Linked DNA regions of Mus musculus: region 2 is linked to region 1. The links are chromatin loops, found by intact Hi-C in ENCODE. Cell type or tissue: gastrocnemius. All regions are shown on one strand. Region 1 overlaps Myc (myelocytomatosis oncogene). Region 2 overlaps Pvt1 (Pvt1 oncogene).

Region 1 (2,500 bases):
AGTTCCTTTATCCTCATTCACACCCTTCCCAGGGTAATTAAAATGCTTAGGAGGGGTAAAGGGAGTGGATGGAGCTGAAAGATAAGCCAGAAGATTTAAAAACCCAAATGAAATTCCTGAGGGGTGGGAAGGGTGGGGGGTGGGGGTGACAACCAGGGCGGTCTGGGGGGGGGGGGGGGAGGGGAGGGAGGGATAGCTGAAGCACGGGAATCCAGGGATGAAGAGCTCTTAGACAGAAGGGAAAGAAAGGGGGAGCCCCGGAGGCCAATTGAATTAATGCCAATGAGTGGTGGAGAAGGAGGTCCATCCAACCTCTCGCTTCCTACCCTGCTGTGAATGGGGTAGCTTACCAGAGTCGCTGCTGGTGGTGGGCGGTGTCTCCTCATGCAGCACTAGGGGCTCAGGGCTGGCCCGTGGGGAGGACTCGGAGGACAGCAGCGAGTCCGAGGAAGGAGAGAAGGCCGTGGAATCGGACGAGGTACAGGATTTGGGCGAGCTGCTGTCGTTGAGCGGGTAGGGAAAGACCACTGAGGGGTCAATGCACTCGGACGCGGCGGCGGTGAGGTCCTGCAGGTACAGGCTGGAGGTGGAGCAGACGCTGTGCCCGCGGGCGGGGCTCAGGCTGGTGCTGTCTTTGCGCGCAGCCTGGTAGGAGGCCAGCTTCTCCGAGACCAGCTTGGCAGCGGCTGAGAAACCGCTCCACATACAGTCCTGGATGATGATGTTCTTGATGAAGGTCTCGTCGTCAGGATCGCAGATGAAGCTCTGGTTCACCATGTCTCCTCCAAGTAACTCGGTCATCATCTCCAGCTGATCGGCGGTGGAGAAGTTGCCACCGCCGCCGTCATCGTCTTCCCTTGGGGAGAAGGACGTAGCGACCGCAACATAGGATGGAGAGCAGAGCCCGGAGCGGCGGCTCGGGGACAGGGGCGGGGTGGGAAGCAGCTCGAATTTCTTCCAGATATCCTCACTGGGCGCGGGCGGCTGCAGCTCGCTCTGCTGTTGCTGGTGATAGAAATTCTCTTCCTCGTCGCAGATGAAATAGGGCTGTACGGAGTCGTAGTCGAGGTCATAGTTCCTGTTGGTGAAGTTCACGTTGAGGGGCATCGTCGTGGCTGTCTGCTGGAGGGGGCACAGCAAGGGAAGCAAGTCTAGAGTTATCCAGCTCTGGTTGGTGCGGAAACCTGGCGCAGCGCGTACCCCAATCCTGAACCACTCCCCTTTCAGCGTGCTGTACTTCCAAGTGTGTGTGTGTGTGTGTGTGTGTGTGTGTGTGTGTGTGTGTGTGTGGTTGGGGGGGAGGCATGCACTCTTTTACTCCCTACTATCAGTGACGCTCGTCGGACTAGCAGCTGCTCCGAGTCCCCGCCTCCTTCGAGCAGGGACTTAGCCCTGCAGACGCCCAGGAATCGCCATCGGCCTTGGCTTCAGAGGCTGAGGGAGGCGACTGTAGGGAATACAGTCTGCTAAGAGCCGAGGCGCAAAGTTTTGCGCCACCTGAAGGAGAAAGGCGAGAGGCGCCGCGTCGCTCGGCCCCCTCCCGTGTGCCGGCTCTCTGCGCCGCCGACCGGGTCCGAGTCCCTATTCGCGCCGTCGCCGCGCTCCTACCCAGCCGGCGCCGCCGCCCCTCTCCGCCCTCCTCTTTCTCCACCCCCAGCGCGCCCCCTTCCTTCCTTTGCCGGCTTTTCTTTCCGATTGCTGACTTGGAGGAGAGAGCTCAGTCTCCGGCTATCACAAGCCTCTCGAAATAAAAGGGGAGGGGGTGTCAAATAATAAGAGACACCTCCCTTCTACACTCTAAACCGCGACGCCACTGCACCAGAGACCCTGCAGCGATTCAGCACTGGGTGCAGGGCGTCTTCCCTCTCCCCGCCGAGGGTAGCAGCTGTTACGGAACCGCTCAGATCACGACTCACCGCAGTCTTCCTAGCAATTCAGGGGCGCGAGGGATACCCGCGGATCCCAAGTAGGAATGTGAGGATTCCCTCTGGTTTCCCCCAAGTCAACGAATCGGTCACATCCCTGTCCCAATTTTGCTTCTCCTCACTGCGCTAGCCCAACATCAAGTCCTAGTGCCGCGGGGGTCAGGCTTAAATTTTACTACGATCACTATTTTTAAAGCCAAAATAGCAACTTCTTAAAAGGCTCAGGGACGGGTTGCGATCGCCGCCGGGGATTGGCGGGCGGGACGCACCTCCGTGTCGGTCCCAGGCTGTCAGAAATGCACCAAGCTGAAATTTAAATGCCCTCTCAGAGACTGGTAAGTCAGAAGCTACGGAGCCTTCTCGCTCCCAAACGCAAAAGGTAATCCCTTCTCCAAAGACCTCAGGATTCCAAGGGCTTTCTTTGGCCACCACGAAGCGACCTCCCGGTTTGACCCCTCAAAGGACACATATCAATTAATGTAGCAAAGCAAGAATGTCCAACCGGCCGGGTCAGCGTCAGCCCATAGTAACCTCGGGAACCCCGCTTCAAAATGCATCCCGGTTTTTCCCTTCCC
Region 2 (2,500 bases), 150 kb before region 1:
GTATGAGTTTCCCACCTCAAGGACCCTGGGAGAAGTCTACTTCAAGGTAAAATCTAAGGCAGACACTGATGTGTAACTGACATCTGTCAATTCCCGCTCAAGCTCACAGCTATCTGGATTTCAGTTTCGGAGCCCGTCCCCACATCTCTGCGGACTCCTTCCTTCTGGCCCTATTCCAGCATCCTGCCTTAGCTCTCATGATCTTGCTATATCAGCCCTTTTTATCGAAGCATGGCTCCCCGTGTGAGCTGTCAAAAGCATTTCCCCATGACAAGCTCATACTATGTACCTTTATTAGCCCTTTTCCCTTTGCATGATTGCAAAGTGAGATACGAGACGGAGAAAGTTTCCTGGAAGAAAGTCCTTCATCTATGTCAAGGGTGATAACAACCTCCGTTTCATCATTTCTAGTGGGACGAGGCAAGATGGAGGTTGGTGGTTTATGGCTTAGGGAGGGATGGGGCAGTCTGCTGGTCTTGAGAGCCACTAGTTGCTCTCCAGCCAAGTAGAGCCCAGCATCATCCGCCCATGCCAGCTTTGCTTACAAATAAAAAAGGAGGAAAGAAAACCCTCACAGTTTAGCTTCAAAGGACCTTTCATGCCTTGCCAGGCCTCTGCCTTCGCCTCACCACGCCTCTGTCGCAAAGTACAATACATATGTTTATCTTGCTTCAAGCAGGGGTATATTAAAATACTTGAGGATTTTCCCCTCCTAACACTGGCATGTTGGCTCCCAGCGGCTGCACAGCCACATAGCATGAATTGCAAAAGCAGCCGTAAATTACTGCCTTTGCAAACACACAGATCTTTCCTGAGGTTGCAAGGCGCATCACTTTAAAGGCTGACTTTCTTCAAACTTCCAGGAACTGAGTGGCTCGGAGCCCATCTATTTAAAGGTCAGCCTAGCCATGCTGTATTTGGAGGGCTGCCTCGGACACAAGCTTATTCTCAGTCCCTGCTCCACAGCCACCACAGCCAGGCAGGCGATGAGCAGCAGTGTGTCCCCTTTCAAAGGATGCAGACCACGTGGCCAGACTCAGAGGCGCGAGGCAGGAGGCGGGTGGAGTAGGTAGACAGGGATGAACTGGAGGTAGGAAATGATTGGTTATCTCCCTCTCATCCACATGCACTGGAAGGGAGGGGTAGGGGTGGGATGGTGGTGATGATTCCATGGTTGAATCTCAAAACTGAGCAGAGGACCCCGTGTTCAGGGGCATGGCAACCCTCTGTCCTTGTTTGGAGCTCAGCTATCTAGACCCAGAGAGTGCCTTAGTGTTGCTTGTGGAAAGCAGATCAGGACTTCCTTGAGATCATCACGGTTGGAGATTTAGAGGGGTTATTAATTCTTGCCGTGAAATAGTACCTGGGATAACATTAGGGAAAAATGCTATTTTCTGCTTGTGGTCAGTCCATTGTGGCAAGATTGTAATGAAGCACACAGCTCATGCCAATGAAGAAAGAAAAGGACAGAGAGACACACAGAGAGAATATGCTGGCTGGCTTCTATGGAGTCTAGGCCCACAGGCTAAAGGATGGTACTGCCTATCTTCAGTGTGGGTTTTATCCTCCCAATTATTCCTCTCTGAAACACCCTCAGAGACACTTTCAAGCCCTGCTTTATTAACTCTACAATGGTTTTTAATCCAGTGAGGTTGACAGTGCAGGGCTGGAGGGATGGCTCAGCGATTAAGAGCCCAGAGGTCCTGAGTTCAATTCCCAGCAACTACATGGTGGCTCACAGCCATCTGTAATGAGATCCAATGCCTTCTTCTGATCAAGGGGAAGGCTGGGGTCAGGATGCAGACAATCCCCAGGAAGAACTATCACTCATGACAGGTATGCTGGGCTAAGTGATCAAATGAGATTCCTCTTGAAGACAGGCTAGGGAAGCAGATATCACCAGGGTTAGAGCAAAAGACAAAGAACCAGTCAGTTCAGTTATGGGAGGAGAAAGGATCCTCACTAAACTGACCCAAGAGTCTACAGAAGGGGATGTCCCTTACCCACCAGCTATCACCTAACACCCATCTCTCTGCTTAAACTCTGCTGGTAGATTGGCCTATGTCGTGCAGTAAGAAAACTGCTACTGGTTGAGCATACGCAAAGGCCCTGGGGTATATATGGGAAGTAGCCCGAGGGTTTGTTCACAACATCTAGGGAAATTGTCACTTGTTTGAATTCATTCAGCAAGCAAGGGAAGGTGGTTGATTGCAAAGTCCCTGTGGTGGTTTGAATATGCTTGGCCTAGGATGTGGCACTATTAGGAGGTATAGTCTTGTTGGAGGAAGTGAGGCAGGCACTTTAGGGGGTGGGCTTTAGGGCCTTTCTCCTAGCTGCCTGGAAGCCAGTCTTCTTCTGTTTGCCTCTAGAACAAGATATAGAACTCTCATCTCCTCTAGTGCCATGCCTGCCTAGATACTGCCGTGCTTCCTGCCATGACGATAATGGGCTGAACCTCTGAACCTATAAGCCAGCCACAATTAACTGCTGTTCTTATAAG

The links. Hi-C counts contacts between places; a loop is a spot of excess contacts. Peaks named below come from ENCODE experiments on the same cell type or tissue, not always from the same donor. Only the 100,000 strongest peaks of a DNase experiment are listed, where the experiment ranks them.
Region 2: it touches region 1 in a loop (3-fold over the local background); 4 of 42 quality-filtered maps call a loop at or near these places.

Annotation. Positions count from the first base shown.
Region 1 is chr15:61,986,129-61,988,628 of GRCm38, reverse strand. Myc (myelocytomatosis oncogene) reads right to left here. Exons shown (of 3, transcript NM_001177352.1): 2 at 351-1,122. The coding sequence starts at 1,107. Among named protein-coding and RNA genes, the nearest start is that of Myc, 2.0 kb to the right of the region's middle. In gastrocnemius, a CTCF peak has its summit at 1,501; DNase peaks (open chromatin) are centred at 597, 888, 1,506, 2,174 and 1 more place; H3K4me3 peaks cover 2,500 bases; H3K27ac peaks cover 2,288 bases.
Region 2 is chr15:62,135,595-62,138,094 of GRCm38, reverse strand. The region is part of intron 1 of Pvt1 (Pvt1 oncogene); the gene reads right to left. Among named protein-coding and RNA genes, the nearest start is that of Pvt1, 99 kb to the right of the region's middle. In gastrocnemius, no CTCF peak of the experiment used is centred here; DNase peaks (open chromatin) are centred at 555 and 980; H3K27ac peaks cover 1,165 bases.